Regions from separate parts of the Mus musculus genome. Here region 2 is linked to region 1. The links are chromatin loops, found by intact Hi-C in ENCODE. Cell type or tissue: heart. All regions are shown on one strand. Each heading gives the region's core, and the rest is flanking DNA. Links, peaks and the distances in the headings are about the cores only.

Region 1 (8,331 bases), core at 263-8,262:
TCTGGGGCAGCCCATTTGTTGACCCCATGTAGGAATGAGGTGGAGCAGTGAGCAGAGATGGTCCAACCAGGGCACTGTGGGTAAAGGAGGGATGTACCAGACTCAGACCTGTTACTCCCAGTCCTCAAGGAGCCCTTCAAACCACCTCAGCATCTCACACCTCAATCCCTCATGCTCTGCTTCCTGGGTGACCACCTCTGAATAGGCTTTCAGCCACTAAGACAAAGGCGTACTTGCTAATGTCTCGCCTATCCTCAGCAGTTAAAATGGAATAAAAACTAACAGGAAGTCTAGAGTTTCACTCCGATCCTTACTGGTCACAGTTCCGTATGATGTAAACAGTGTTGCTTTAGCTGTGTTTGATGGGGCTTATTGTAGTCTTTCTAGTCTAAGAGCTGCTAAGGGCGCTCTACCTTGTACCCGTGCAGTTGCTTAGTTGCTCCTTGCCCATATGTAGTCCATACCTCAGGTGTACTACCCAAGATGCAACTACCCAGGATGATCAATTCCTCAAGTCCTGATGTGTCAGCACAAACCAGTCAATACAATAAGGGACAAGTGCCAGCTTACAGGAAGCATTATCTGCAGGCATACATCTTCCTACATTTTGGACAAAAGCCACACTAGCAAATCTGAAAGAGCCCTGATGGCTACAATTGGAATCACACCGCCTTTACTTTAAGCTATGCAGTGCGCTCTAAAGCCTTAGCCTTGTCCACATTCTGCTGCAGCCTCTTGGATGCTCTGAAAACTGAGTCAGTGAATCCCCCACCACCCATGAACCACTTTATCCTCATGGCCAGTCTGCAGGAATCTATTGCTGCATTCTTCCCAACGAGTAACTTCCTTATTCTCTACCAACACGAACTTCCACTCCACCACTGTGTCTGCAGGCAGGAAGACAGAATGAGACCAGAGCCCGTCTTTGCAGTAGTGGAGTGGGATGTATGTGTTCCATCTCCCAAGGCTCTCATGGTCTCCAGTCACTGCAATGAACTGCACATCGGTGTTTGTGGTGTAGTGCACCTGGAACTGGATGCTGACCTGTTGAGGTTTCAGAGATGCCACTTTCCCATCTACTTCCCAGCCTCTTCCTCCCACAAGACTGTTTGTGCTGTCGTCCATTCTCTGATTTAGACTTAACCTAGAAGCCTCAAGACTGCCACCCAAACCAACACTCCCCCAAGATGAGTGCCTAGACACCACTTCCCAGTCCTCGTGGCCTGCCTGGTCCTGACTGACTGCTTTAGCTCTGTCCACAAGCAGGCTGCTGGAGGGCAGCTTTGCGGCCACACTGCCAGCTACTTTGACAGCTGTTTCTTGTCCTTTGGGGAGTCTCCATTCTCCTCCATGAGATCCTGGGCTTTGATTTCTTGCCGCTTCAGAGTCGGCCCTGGAGTGTGTGTCTGGAATCTTCCCAACAGGAACAAACTCTCTGGCATTGACCCAGTCTGCTCCAACATTCTGCAGCCGCTGTGCTTCCGGCAGGTTACCAAGATCTTTGCTCTCAGAAATCAAATGTCCGTTGCTTTCTCGAAGATGCTCTAAGAAAGGAAAGGGCAGTAACATTAGGTGGTTCACAAAGGAAGACGCAGAAAACTTTTGCTCTTGTCTTTATTTCTATGTACAGTTCAAGGCTCTGTTTTAAAAAAAGCAAGTACCTATTTGAACATTCCCAACACTGCTCTAAGAGCACACATGTAGAGCCAACGATCAAAAGCACACTTGGGGAGTCTCAGCACACACCATGAGAGAGAATGAAGTGGCAAGTTGCAAAGTCTCCCACAGTCCAGACCATGTTGGCAGGTATCCAAAGTTAAGTCACTTGGCTCCTGTCATTTAAAGAAAAGAAGAAAAAAAAATGCTGTCCAAGGGTTGGGGCAGGAGCTTAGCACAAGGCCCAGCCTCACATGCTGGTGGCTTCTATAGAACAAAGGATTACATGGCTACCCTGCACCTGAGAGTACACCTGAACTCCCTGGCAGTGAATACAAGACGGGCCAGCTCCAGCTAACTGGAAAGCATAGCAGTCAGTGTGAAGAAAACCGAGAACAAGACTGAGTGGAGCTGGGGGGGGGGGGTGTGGTGGGGGTGGGGAGGGCTTGAGGGAAAAGTAATGTCTTCAACAAGCACAAGATTTTCCCATCCCACCCACCCTCCTTAATAAGTACATACAGTTATAAAAACTATTCTTAAAAGTATACTATCCAAGTTCTCTAAAACCCTGGCTTCATTCCTGGCGACCTCTCCTAGAAGCCTGACCGCCCTAAAACCATAAATCAGCAGGGGTTAGGAGAACTCTGCGCTACATGTTTGCCTCTTTTTAATGATGACCTTCAAAGTGAGATGTCAGCAAATATTACTCTGGAGTCCTAATTTTCTGAAGAACCTTTTATCAAAACCCAGCCGTGGGAAAGATTTTCACGTAGTAGCTACAAATGACCACCACTAAAAATAAGTTCTGCCAGGCAGCTGGGCAAAGGGCACAGGAGGTAAGGGTTTGTGCCAGTGCACACTGATTGCCTGATGCAGGGTCTCTAAAATGTAGATTTAAACTTAGGTGACAATTCTCATCAGAGTTCGATTCCCTAGTAGGCCACCACTTGTTCACACGCCAGCACAAAGCCTCAGCTACAGTGGCCTTCATGACCTAAGTCTAAGCTGAATTTTACTTTCCTGAAAAAGCTGCCCAGATAGTAGGAAGTGAGTGTTCATAAGCCCCAGATCTAAGGAGGGGTGTGGTATGTCAGCGACTGGGACTCAGAAGATGTCCCTCTCAGCTTCAGCAGGAACTGAAGAGTTGTGAGATGCCCCCCCCCCCCCAAGCCATCCTCGTACACTGCTCCAAGTGCGGCCAGGCGGAGGAGCCTGTGCCCGCTGAGGCGGCAGAAGCTGGGCGCGGCCTCTGGAGGACCCGCGTGGCCTCTCCAGGACAGGACAACCCCAGAACGCGATGAGGGCTGAAGAAGGTTCAGTCCGAGGTCGGGGAAGGTGGTCCACCAGAACCCACCCGCATGGCTCCAAGTGCCTTTCGTTTCCCCTTCCCCGGAGAACTTCAAAACAACTAGCTCGAGGGGAGGAAGAATACCTGCTTTGGAGACCAGCTCCCGATCGGAAGGTTCAGGGCTCAGGCCGCCACTGCCACCACCACCCGGACCGTCTCCCGGGGCCGCAGCCTCCCCAGGAGGTGCGCCCTTCTGCGGCGGCTCCGCAACCCCGTCTTTCCCCGGGGCCCCAGAGTCTCCCCGCAGCAGCCACAGGATGAGCGCTCCAGCTAGACCCCCGCCGACCAGCAGGGCTGACCAGACGGCGCCCATGGCTGAGAGAGGCTGAGGGAGACTACGAGCCCCAGTGCAGGGCTCCGCTCACCCGAACGGCCACACCCACCCCGCCCGCCCCATCCTTTTAAGGTTCTTGGCCGCCAGCCCAGCCTTCCACGGCCGCCGCGAATTTTCCTGGCCCCGCCTCCCGCCCCGCTCGCCCCGCCCCGCAACCCGGCTCTCGCCCACTCCCATCACCGCTGCCGGCCCTTCCACACCTGGTCCCGCTCCACTTTATCCCACGCCAGAAGAGCCCGGTTACGCACAGCTCCGAGCCAGGAGATGGGCGCCCGGAGCTCTGAGGCCGGAGAAGGCTCTCACTGGACGGTTAGCACAATTAGGGGTGGAGAGAGTAAGGATCGTGGGGAGGGCGCAGGGGCTTAGGGGAAGCTCCAATCCATCCCCAGCTTTCTCAAATCTCTACATAAAGGCCCACCACCTCCGCCAATCTTGTTCGCCTTTACCTCTGGGACCTCCTACACTCTTTTTTTTAAAAAAAGGTTCTAGACTAGCCTAGAAGTCTTTCCGTACCCCAGGCTGCCTCAAACTCGAAATTCTCTCCCGTTTCCAGTGGGGAGTTACAGGCTCTGGCGCTCTCTCTCTCTCTCTCTCTCTCTCTTCCTCTCTCTCTCTCTCTCTTCCTCTCTCTCTCTCTCTCTCTCTTCCTCTCTCTCTCTCTCTCTCTCTTCCTCTCTCTCTCTCTCTTCCTCTCTCTCTCTCTCTCTCTCTCTCTCTCTCTCTCTCTCTCTCTCTCTCTCGCCACGCGTGTTGCTGCACACCCACCCACCCAGCTGAACTGGATGTTGCCCAGACACGGAGCCCCTACAAGTAAATATTAATAAAGCAGCAACCCTTTATCAAAGCATCATATAGTCAAAGTGTTTTGTGTATGAACTTAAATTGGTCCTCACACAACAGAAATCCTGTGAAGGAAGGACCACACTGCTGTGCTGATGTGCACACTACTCAGGGTAAAGAGCCGGGTGTTTTACCTGGAGTCTTTCCTTTAAACACATACATCCTGTTGCTGAGGCCACAGCTGGAAAGTATATGCCTTGCAATTATTGCTAACATGGCTCCCTCTGGGAGGATCAATCACTCAACAGTGCACCTCGCTGGATCACTGAGATCACAAGAGATCACACATCTCCTGAGAGAGACTTCCTGGTGGGTTGCTCCTCTCTTGGCATAGGCTGCAACTGGTAGAGAGGTGGAGAACAGAGCAATACTGACTCCTGTTTTATTATTAAATTATTTAACTTTCAAATAGACTGTTGCTATACCTGTAGATCAGAGCATCACTCAGCCCTCCTCAGAGAAGCTGCTTCCTGCAGTAGAGGGGAACTAGCACAGAGACCCACAACTGGACCGTGTGGAGAGAGAGACTTTGGAGCTTTCAGTCCTAAATGGGATGACTTTTTTAAATTATCCCCTAAAGGCTCAGGGATCTAAGTGGAAGAGGAGGTGGATGGTGGAAGAAGGAAGCCAGGGGTAGTGGATAACTCCACCGAGACAGTGTCTGGCAGATACAACGGGACTCGAAACACTTACGCACTCACAGAGATTGTAACGACTTGAAAAACACCTGCAGAAGCCCAAACCAGAGAGAATCCCAGCACTGAAGGCAGTGGGGGGAGTGAGCACCAAGTCCCACCCCTGACCAAGAAGCCACTTGCAATTGCTGCCTGCTGGAAGGGGAAAATCCATTTTCTCCAATGGAGTCTCACTGGGTATATCAGCCACATTCTAGGAGTAGATGGTTGACACACACAAGCTCCAGGTTTCATTTGGGGATTTGTGTGTGTGTGTATACTTTTTGTTTTGTTTGATTTGGGGGTTTTTTTTTTTTGGTCTTATTAATTTTCTTTTTTTAAGTTTGTGTTTCTATATTCATTTTGGTTTTTGTTTGTTTGTTTGTTTGTTTGTTTTGTTGTTGTTTTTTTGTTTTGTTTTGTTTTTGAGAAGGGGGAGACATGAAGTTGGGTGGGTAAGAAGACAGGGAGGTTCTGGGATGAGCTGAAAGGGAGGAAAGAATATGATCAAAGTATACTTAAGATTAATTTAAAATTTTAAAGAATTTAAGATCCAAGCAAAGAAGTTACATAGATAGTCAGAAAAATGTAGATGACAGAGAGGTAGAAGAGGAGAGACACACAGATAATATAGAGAAGCATAATAAGAAGAGAAAGGATGGGTTGGAGAGATGGCTCAGCAGTTAAGAGCACCGACTGCTCTTCCAGAGGTCCCAACTTCAATTCCCAGCAACCACACGGTGGCTCACAACCATCTGTAATGGTGTCTGTCTTCTGGTGTGTCTGAAGAGTGTAATGGTGGTATACTCATATGTATAAAATAAATGAATAAATAAATCTTTTTTTTAATTTATATTTTTGTTTTTCAAGACAGGGTTTCTCTGTAGCCCTGGCTGTCCTGGAACTCACTTTGTAGACCAGGCTGGCCTCGAACTCAGAAATCTGCCTGCCTCTGCCTCCCAAGTACTGGAATTAAAGGCGTGCACCACCATGCCCAGCATAAATAAATCTTTAAAAAAAAAAAAAAAAAGAAGAGGAGAAAGGATGAGCTACCTGACAAACACATCCAATCAAACTCACTCAGGTGAAGACATCACTACAGCTATACTGAGTCACAAGCCCCTACATGATGCCTGTCTTCAAACTAGAGGCTAATAGAGCCAACTGCAACCATGTCAGACCTTCATGGAAGACTGCCCAATGACCCTGCATCTCACAGCAAAAGCCTGCCCTCCTGACCTCTCGGCCCCGCCCTCGCTGGCTCTTTCCATCCACAGTGGCTTTCTTAACTTATACAGATCCCCACGTGCCTTGCAAGCACTACAGACATAGAACGTGGTATGATCTTTGTCAACTCTATTTCATGTCTTTAATTAGAGATCTAACGGTGAACTTGGGTTCACCATATACAGTTTGGAATATCCAAACCATAGCGCATACCTTCCATTATAATCCAGTGAGCATAAACCCATGGTTTCCTTGAGTTCTGTGAATTCATGATTCCCAAAAAGAAGATAGGTAGGTGGATAGTCAGAAAGATATAGATGAAAGAAAATTAGAATGATGTTTCCTTGAATTCTAGCAAATCATGAAACCCAAGGAAATGGTTGTTGGATCCTGGAAGTTCATCAGCCAATAGAAGCAGAAAACTCATGAACTTGCGATTGATTGTTGAAATGGGGAGAATCTTAAACTGAGTTCTTTAACGTATGAGATCAAAACTGACTCGGGGTAGAGTGTCAGAACTGTGTTAAAAGGGAGGACATCGAGTTGATATCCTGTGAATTTAAGAATTGCTTAGTGTGCAAAACCTCTCCCTACTTACCAGCTCTCTCCCTGGAGAGAGGTGTTTAAGAGTGGGACAGAGTAAACCTCCCTTTCCACCACCCTCTGTGTTATTGGTTTCAGTGTCTGTACCCTGTTCGAACCTCATCTGAGTACCTCCGTCTATTTAGGCTCCACTGCACTCTGCAACTCTTCTTGGCTTAACCCTGCTCAAAGTCTTCCCTAAAGCTTGGCAGTGCTCCCCGCGGCTCAGAATTCCACTCAGAGCCTCCCCAGACCCCAGGGCCCAGAGGCTCTGGCTATACCAAATCCTGGTGGTGCCTAAACCGTGTTCACATTTCAACACATAACCTTTTAGAAGTATGTGAATTTGGATGCATGACATCATGGTTGCCTTCCGGGAATATTCCAGCATAGCAGACGAGCTGCTGGTTCCAACTCCTCTCTCTCCAAGCCCTGGCTCTCTGGGAATGTACCACAGCACCTGTGCGTTTCTGTCAAACTCTGCGCCTGTGTCTCCCTCCACATGACATTCTCCACAGGCAAACACCCTCTCTGCAGATCGGTCACGTTGGCGCCTCCCGGCCTCGGGTTTCATAGAGACATTTTCTAACTGCAACTGTTTGCAAACCTCTGACTCATCTTGGCACCTGGACGGACTCCAGGCTGAGCTACTTGGTAATGATGAAACCTTTAGAAATGGAGAATCTGCATTTCCCTGATGATTAAGGATGTTGAACATTTTTTCAGGTGCTTCTCAGCCATTCGGTATTCCTCAGGTGAGAATTCTTTGTTCAGCTCTGAGCCCCATTTTTAATGGGGTTATTTGATTTTCTGGAGTCCACCTTCTTGAGTTCTTTACATCCTTAATCATCAGGGAAATGCAAATCAAAACAACCCTGAGATTCCACCTCACTCCAGTCAGAATGGCTAAGATCAAAAATTCAGGTGACAGCAGATGCTGGCGAGGATATGGAGAAAGAAGAACACTCCTCCATTGTTGGTGGGATTGCAAGCTTGTACAACCACTCTGGAAATCAGTCTGGTGGTTCCTCAGAAAATTGGACATAGTACTACCGGAGGATCCCGCAATACCTCTCCTGGGCATATATCCAGAAGATGTCCCAACCGGTAAGAAGGACACATGCTCCACTATGTTCATAGCAGCCTTATTTATAATAGCCAGAAGCTGGAAAGAACCCAGATGCCCCTCAACAGAGGAATGGATACAGAAAATGTGGTACATTTACACAATGGAATACTACTCAGCTATTTAAAAAATGAATTTATGAAATTCCTAGGCAAATGGATGGACCTGGAGGGCATCATCCTGAGTGAGGTAACCCAATCACAAAGGAACTCACACAATATGTACTCACTGATAAGAAACTTAGGATACCCAAGATATAAGATACAACTGGCTAAATGCATGAAATTCAAGAAGAAGGAAAACCAAAGTGTGGACACTTTACCCCTTCCTAGAAATGGGAACAAAACACCCATGGAAGGAGTTACAGAGACAAAGTTTGGAGCTGTGACAAAAAGATGGACCATCTAGTGATTGCCATATGCAGGGGTCCATCCCATAATCAGCTTCCAAACGCTGACACCATTGCACACACTAGCAAAATTTTGCTGAAAGGACCCAGATATAGCTCTCTCTTGTGAGACTATGCCGGGGCCTAGCAAATACA
Region 2 (8,331 bases), core at 171-8,170, 130 kb after region 1:
TTGGTTCTTTGTTTGGGCAGGGGCTCTCTAGGTGAGCACAGGCCACCTCACTCAAGGATGGAGGTGATTTTCTAGTTCTCCAAGTGTTACACCCCTGCTAGACCACAGCTCAGTTCTCACCACCATGCTTTAGTTGTCTGTGAGTCCCTCCAACACTGCCATGCTGGCATGCTGTAATGCCTCTCTTGAGAATGAGTACAAATCTGTCCCTTCCTCCTGAGACGTGTCCTGACCTGAAGTGCTCTCCCCATGGAAGTGTGCTCATTGCAGCAATCACGAAGGCGTGTTAGTAACTGTCTGTAGGGGCTGGTGATGTAGCTCAGGCAGTTGGGTGCTTGTCTTGCTTCAGATCCCAGTGCGTATAGAACCAGGATGTAGTGCATAGCTTTCTTCCTAGTACCAGGAAGCTGCAGGCAGGAGGGTCAAAGGATCAGGGTCATCCTGAAGTCCATAGAGAATTTGAGGTGCACCTTGGCCATCTGAGACCCACCTGAGAAGTGGGATAATGAGTACCCATGTCACGGGACATGCATGGTTCAGTGAGTAAATCGATTGCCATATAGGTATGAAGACCAGCGTTCAGATCCTCAGTGCCCACTCAAACACAGGGCAAGCATAGCGGCCTGTTTGTTATACTAGTGCTGGGAAGTGAGGGCAGGGATTCTCTGGAAAGAGCTGACTGACTAGTCTAGCAAGCTTTGAGTCCAAGTGAGAGACCCTGTGTCATCATGGTTTGAACATGCTTGGCTCAGGGAATGGCATTATTTAGAGGTGTGGCCTTGTTGGAGTAGGTGTGTCACTGTTGGTGTGGGCTTTAAGACCCTCATCCTAGCTGCCTAGAAGTCAGTCTTCTGCTAGCAGCCTTCAGATGAAAATGTACAACTCTCAGCTCCTCCTGCACCATGCCTGCCTAGAAACTGCCATGCTCCCATCTTGATGATAATGGATTGAACCTCTGAACCTGTAATCCAGCCCCAAATATATGTTGTCCTTGATAAGACTTGCCCTGGTCATGGTGTCTGTTCACAGCAGTAAAACCCTAACGAAGACACCCCGCCTTAATGTATAAGAGGAAGAGTAGTTGAGGAAGTTACCCAACATCAACCTCTGGGCTCTAGAAACACACACACACACACTCACACATATACTCCACACACGTACATACATACACACAAGCATAAACACATACACTTCACATATACGAACACATACACAGACCTATACTCCCCCCCTCAGACATACATTCCCAACACACAGACATAGACACATACATACACACACAGAGATATACACATAAAACACACACACATGTGAAAACACCCCCCCACACACACACAAAGTGGCTGTACATATCTGACTTCTTTTTTTATTAGATATTTTCTTTATATACATTTCAAATGCTATCTCGAAAATTCCCTATACCCTCCCTCCGCCCTGCTCCCCTACCCACTCACTCCCACTTCTTGGCCCTGGCATTCCCCAGGTACTGGGGTATACAAAGTTTGCAATTCCAAGGGCCTCTCTTCCCAGTGATGGCCGAGTAGGCCATCTTCTGCTACAAATGCAGCTAGAGATACGATCTCTGGGGGTACTGGTTAGTTCATATTGTTGTTCCACCTATAGGGTTGCAGACCCCTTCAGCTCCTTGGGTGCTTTCTCTAGCTTCTCCACTGGGGGCCCTGTGTTCCATCTTATAGATGGACTTCTTGATATACTGATATCTGACTTCTTGATATACTGGAAGGCCAGTGTGGACCCAGAGCGGTGGGGTGGGGTGCACAGGGAGGTCCTTTCATCTTGAGCATCCAGCACCTGTTAGCACGATTAGAAGAAGTGAGTGACATGGTCCCAACTGTGGTTTAGAACCGATAGGATATAAGTAGAGGAACTGATTAGTGAGTAGCTCAGCTGGAATGGCAGGACTCAGTCAGGGAAAGCCAAGAATAGATTGGAGAAGGACCAGGCTCTGTGAATGGATGGCTGTTATAGACGCCACAAATGCAGGTTGGCTGGGCGCCCTGAGATCTGGGTTTGTAGATAAACCTAACCTTACAGGGAGCCATCAAACTTCTTGGTGGAGCCTGTTTTGCCTGTGTCTGCTTTCTGACATCTTCAAGTGGGTCCGGTGCCACTTGCGACTTGATTGTGCTATTCTGGGGGCTGACGCCGAACATACCGTAGTACCCGTAGCAGTGTTTGGCAGTTCAGTGAGCTCCTACTGGTCTGTTCGTGGTGTAGACCAGGCTGGCCTCTAACACACAGAGATCTGTCTGCTTCTGTCTCCCAAGTGCTAGGATTAAAGGCGTGAACTGGTACTCCCAGCCAAGTCAGCTGACTCTTAGCCACGGTGTGCCAGGCCACCTGGGGTGCAGTGAAGGAGGACATGGTGACACTGCCACTGTTCATTGTGGAGGGAATAGATGGAGAATAGAGGAAGGAAGGCTTCTGGGAAGTCGAGGCCTGGCTCATCTGACAGTTTTCAGTGGGTTCGTTGCCCCAAGAGCTAGCAGTGTTGTATATAGAGTTTGGATGTTCCTGGGAGACAAGGCAGGTCCATGTATGAAGAACCAGTCTGACCGGTCCAGTGCGCATCTGAGTTTTTGGAAGCCCGAGGTTGAGTGGCCAGAACCAACTTGCCCCAGGAGCCTTCTGCTCAGTGAAGCCTTTGATTGAGACTTCTATAGATTTATGAGAGCCTTGGCAGACTTACTGTTTTTATTCTATTACTCACTATTTCAGGAATCAGAACTGATTTGTCTACGGCCTGTTCAGTTGATCTTCATGCTTTCGTTACGTATTTATTAAATTTACCATATCCTCCTAAGAAGCCCTGTCCCTTGTTTTGTGTTCCTCAGATTTTCCTTCACATTGCTTCTTTCCATGGATGACTGCTTTGACAGCAGTAAGAAAAATGTGCGTGCTAAACCTTACGCGGGGTTTGTTCTTTTTGAGGGCGGCTCTCTCACTTAGCCTAGATAGAACCCACTAATTAGGCAAGGCTTCCTAGTCAGTGAGCCCAGAGCGTCCCAGCCCTGGGGTTATAAATGTGCGCCACCGCGGCCTACCTGCCTGCTTATGTGGGCTCAGGAAATTGAACTAAGGTCTTCATGCTTGCAAGGCAAGCACTTTCCTGATGGAGCTGTCTCCACAGCCCTCCTAACTTTTCTTATTTTTAAAATTTATTTTGATGTGTGTGTGTGTGTCTATGTAAGTGCAGGCAGAGGCTAGAAGAGGGCATCAAATGCCCCAGTGTCAGAGACACAGATAGTTGTGAGTCACATGACATAGATGCAGGAACCAAACTAGATCTAACACTGAGCCATCTCTGTAGTCCCTCTTTTACCATATTTTAGCTTTTTTTTAAAAAAAAAAAAAAAAAAAAGAAGAAGAAGAAGAAGAAGAAAAGAAAAGAAAGAAAACCTCACTCTCATGTTCATACTGTTTTGGGGAATGTAAATTAATGGCATTATGGAAAATATATGAAAGTTTCTTTTAAAAAACTAAAAATAGAGCCACCATGTGATTCATGCATCTTACCATTGGGCATCCATCCAAAGACAATGAGACTGGCTGGTTGAAGAGGTCTGTGCACTTACACGTTTACCGCAGAACAGTTCATGGTATCTCTTCTGGTATCTAAATGGCAGTCTCCTGTGCCCCAGTGTGTCTGAAGACAGGAGACAGGACATAGCATCCCCCGTCTCCAGAACCTGGCACAGGTGGCGATGCCGCACAGTAGTGACTGAGTGTCGTGTGTGCTGGGGGCTTCAGCGGAGCTTTATACTGGATGGTTTATTTCTCACAGCATCTCTGTGAGATAGGCACATGGTGGTCGCCACTTTACAGATGGAGAAACAAAGACAGAAGCCTCGGGGAGCAGGCTCACACTGCAGTCCCCCTAGAGAGGCGGAGGCAGAGGGATGGCTGAATGTTTTGCAAAGTGAGTCTCAGGCTAGCCAAGGCAACATTGTAAGGCCTTATCTTAGAAAAGATGAAGCCAAAGAAACCACGAGTGACTTTTTAGTCCCACAGCAAAGTATTAGTGTAGATAGGACTGAGCAAAAAACCTGAGTCAGATCTCACTGTACACCCCTATCTAGTGATCTGAGGTCACTGATATCAGCCACCAAGGTGATAGGTGATTTTTTTTGGGGAGGGGTATTTTGTTTTGTTTTCCAGACAGGGTTTCTCTGTGTAACCTTGGCTGTCCTGGAACTCACTCTGTAGACCAGGCTGGCCTCGAACTCAGTAATCAGCCTGCCTCTGCCTCCCAAGTGCTGGGATTAAAGGCATGTGCCACCACCGCCTGGCGATAGGTGATTTTCCATAGAGAGCTATGGGTGAACCCAAATGACTAACTCCTTTTGAGATGAACGTAATGACTAAAGGTCGAGGTGTTGCTTGCTTGCTTTCCTTTTGGTGTTGAAGATTGAGCCCAGTGCACGCTGGGAAAGTGCTCTTACAGCACTGAGAGGTGTCCCCATCACCTAACACATTGTACGAACCAATTTATCCAGCATACCAAAAAAGCTGGAAGCACAGCTGTTGATGTGGCCAGTGAATTAAAATTGTTCTTTTTCATTCTGTGTGTCCCTCCTTCCTATGGGATTCAGTAGTTCACAGGGAATAACTCAAACATTTCCTTCTTTTGTTTACTTTAGAGACAGTCTCGCCCTGCAGCCCAGGCTGACCTGGAATTCACTGTGTTTTCCAGGCTGACCTCAAAGTTACAACAATCTTACTTCAACTTCCCAAAGCCAGAGCCTGCAGGGGAAGTCACCATGTCAGGCTTCTTTCTTTCATTTCCTTCTTACTTTGTTTTGGTTTTGATGTTGTCTTTTTAAACAGAGCTTTGGTATATGCAAGCTGTGTGGTCCAAGCTGGTCTAAAACTTCTGGATTCTTAGGTTCAAGTAATCCTCCTGCTTCAGCCCCCCTGGTGCTGAGATTACATGTAATACCACCACACCAAGATTTTCATCCAACTCTCTTTTTCCTCCCCTCTCCATCCCTTCTCTCCTCCTGCTCTCCCCTTCCTTTCTTTCTGAGATGAGTCTGACAAAATAGCCAAGGATATCTTCTGGCCTCAGCACCTCCAGAGCGGGGACTACAAGTGTGGCTCCCACTCCTGGCGCGCTCTCTCTCTCTCTCCTCTCTCTCTCTCTCTCTCTCTCTCTCTCTGTTTCTGTCTGTCTGTTTTTCTGTCTCCATCTCTCTGTTTCTGTCTCTCACTCTTTCTCTTTCTTTTTTCCTTCCTTCCTTCCTTTCTTCCTTTTTTCTTTCTTTCCTTCTTTCCTTTCCCCTTTTAAAAATGCTTAGATGTACTGTAGTGTTAAGCATTAAACTATGGGGCTGGTGAGATGGCTCAATGGTTAGGAGCACTGACTGAACTTCTGAAGGTCCTGAGTTCAAATCCCAGAAACCACATGGTGGCTCACAACCATCTGTAATGAGATCTGATGCCTTCTTCTGATGTGTCTGAAGACAGCTACAGTGTAGTAAGATATAATAATAAATAAATCTTTAGGCCAGAGCAAGTGGGGCAGACCAGAGTGAGCAACCTTCATTCTCAGCAACCATCAGTAAAGCTACAGAGTATACCCATATACATAAAATAAATAAATAAATATTTTTTAAAAATTAAACTATAGTCTCAGATTATTATTGTCTATTGAAGAACAGGGCAGTTGTACCAGGCAGTTGGAAATACAGTCCCTTGATTCCTTGTCTACGCCCAAGATGGCTTTTGTTTCTGTTTTAAGCGGTTGTCTGTGTTTCTAGATAGTTCTCAGGTCTTCTCTAATGTGGCTGACAGTAATCTGACCACTTCTTGTTGTCTGTCTCTTGTTTCCCAGCAACTTCACTGTGTCTAGTTGGCTGCTGTTGATCAGCTGGTAGCTGGCATTCGTTCATGTATATGTGCATGAGAATGTATGCTGCTAACCAGGTTTACTGGTATTGTCATAAAAATCCCTCTCCTTGTCTGTCTGTCTGTCTGAGCATTGCCAGAGGGGGAGGGAAATGGTTTTGTTTGTTTGGTTTGGGTTTTATTTTTGGCTGATCATGCTGTTTTGAGAGGAAAGCTTCCCTCTTCTTCTCTTTCTCTCCCTCTCTCCTTCTCTCCCTCAGCAGAGGAGGAAGCCATGTCTTACTGGTTTATTTCCCATGTACAGCTCTCTGTAAAGGCCAGGAGTCAATGATGATTTAGGATGGTGGAGGACTCCAAGTAGCTGAGGGAAGTCACGAGGTCAGCTGTGAGTAGTCTGACGGAGTCAGTGTCCCAATGGGGACACTATGGGAAAACCTTGGCTTTGACTGTTGAACTTCATTAAGAAACCACGTCAGGTTACAGGCCTAAATTGATTGCCATCTCTGTCCTCAATTCACCCTTAGGTTTCCACACCGTAAGGAAGTTCTTAAAAGTCATCTCCTCAGTCAGTATTCTCTACGTAAGCTTAAGTGGAGCAGGCCTTAGGCTTGGGAGTGATCGGGCCTTTAGGTTCATGAACTAAGACTTGGGGGAAGAAAACAAATGAGCAAAATAGGCTCTGTGAAGACCCTGATTTTGACATTAGGAGACTTGACCACATTGGCCAATGGACCCATCTGAGTGGCAGGCGCTGCTCCCTGAACCAGCTTCCTCTGCTTTCAAATTGGTGCCCACCTGGGCCACCTGTTCTGATTCCTCAGTGGGATATCAATTACTGTGGGTACGCCGTAATCATTATCACTGGTCCCTGCAGAAGGTCTGTCCTCGAACTCAGTGTGGGGACACTCAGGAGAGGACCTGAGGGATCCGAGCCTTCTGTGTTGGGGCCAGCTTTGGCTGAGCAAGTGTGTGTCTCAGAAACTTCCACTCCTTCATCGTCTAATAATCACTTTGAATTAACTTCTGTGACTATGAATGAGGTCAGGTGACCCAGGCTTTAAACCCGTCTGGTCCCCAAATTGTTTTCTTATTCACAACGACTAGGGTATAATTTCTAGAGGAGGGATGTTTGATCTCAAGCAAGGTACCTGTGCTCAGTGGGACTCGGGAGAGCCTGCTTGAAGACTGTAAAGTAGTTTAATAGAGATAAAAGGGGCAGTGTAAGAGGCGGGGCAGGTTTAAAGATCCATGCTACCAAGCCAGGCAGTGGGACAAATCTGGAATCCCAGTACTTAGAAGGCTGAGGCAAGATTGCTGGTTCAAGGACAGCCTGGCTTAGGTAGTGAGCCCCTGCCTCAAAGCAGAAAAACCAAACCTAAAAAATAAGCTAAAGATCTAAGTCAAAGGAGTGTGTACTTCATCAGATCCCATGAGCTGCACCAGGAGGATGCTGGACCTCAAGGGGGTCCAGATTAAGAAGTCATAGGAACTGCTACACTCAGGCCCCCAGAACCCCAGGTAGTGGCCCAGGACAGAGAGGAAAGGAAATCGGGCTGCCACCAGAAGAAAGGGGCCCGAAATCAAGTGACAACACAAGTCACTGAAAACCTCTGAGGGTCAAACTGTTTGAACACAGCCACCTGTACCTGATACATTGTATATTCCTAGAAGACCTGCAGGTTTTTTTCTCATAATTATTTAAATCTGGCCTGTATTACAGGCATTCATTGGTTATACCCCACTGACGTTGTTAGTCACCTTTTAGGAAGTCTGACCTACAGGAAGCTGTGCACAGGTCAGATATTCATGGGTACTGTTATACACAGTATAACAGCTCGGTGCCTAGACCTATAGAACATTCAAAGACTTCTCTGTTCTCTCATGTGCCTGTTTATCACATGTGCCTTTGTTGATTATTATTTATTTATTTATTTATTTATTTATATAATTTTGTTTTTTTGAGACAGGGTTTCTCTGTGTAGCCCTGGCAGTTCTGGAACTCACTCTGTAGACCAGGCTGGCCTCAAACTCAGAAATCCACCTGCCTCTGCCTCCCAAGTGCTGGGATTAAAGGCGTTCGCCACCACTGCCTGGCTTTATTTTCTATTCTTATTGTAAATCTACAAAGTATGAGACACAGGGGGCTCACAGCTGTAATCCCTGTAATCCGAGTTCTCAGAAGGCAGAGGCAGGAGAGTCACTGAAAGTTTGAGGACAGTCTGGTCTATATAGTGAGTTCTAGGCCAGCCAGAACCACCTAGGAGGACCCTGTTTAAAAACAAAGACAAGAAAGAAAAAAACAAAACAAAACAAAAATTAAAAAAAAAAAAAGAAATAAAAACAAAGACAAAACCAATCCCAAACTAGAGAGAATTTAAGAGGAGTTAAGACAAGGTATTCAGGCTTCTGCCCCTGGCTTGTTTGTCATCTTACCGGAGGCTGCATGGCAATTCCTTCACAGTC

What was found. A loop is a pair of places that touch in the nucleus more often than their neighbours do. Peaks named below come from ENCODE experiments on the same cell type or tissue, not always from the same donor. Only the 100,000 strongest peaks of a DNase experiment are listed, where the experiment ranks them.
Region 2: a loop joins it to region 1, with 2.1 times the contacts of the local background. A loop is called at or near these places in 2 of 42 quality-filtered maps.

Annotation. Positions count from the first base shown.
Region 1 is chr5:92,598,095-92,606,425 of GRCm38, reverse strand. Stbd1 (starch binding domain 1) reads right to left here and starts at 3,375. Exons shown (of 2, transcript NM_175096.3): 1 at 3,089-3,375; 2 at 1-1,544. The coding sequence starts at 3,317. The coding sequence ends at 757. In heart, for the core only: a CTCF peak has its summit at 3,264; DNase peaks (open chromatin) are centred at 1,415 and 3,365; H3K4me3 peaks cover 2,181 bases; H3K27ac peaks cover 1,954 bases; H3K27me3 peaks cover 843 bases.
Region 2 is chr5:92,463,657-92,471,987 of GRCm38, reverse strand. All of the region lies in intron 2 of Scarb2 (scavenger receptor class B, member 2), which reads left to right. Among named protein-coding and RNA genes, the nearest start is that of Mir6415, 9.3 kb to the right of the region's middle. In heart, for the core only: no CTCF peak of the experiment used is centred there; no DNase peak of the experiment used is centred there; H3K27ac peaks cover 1,120 bases.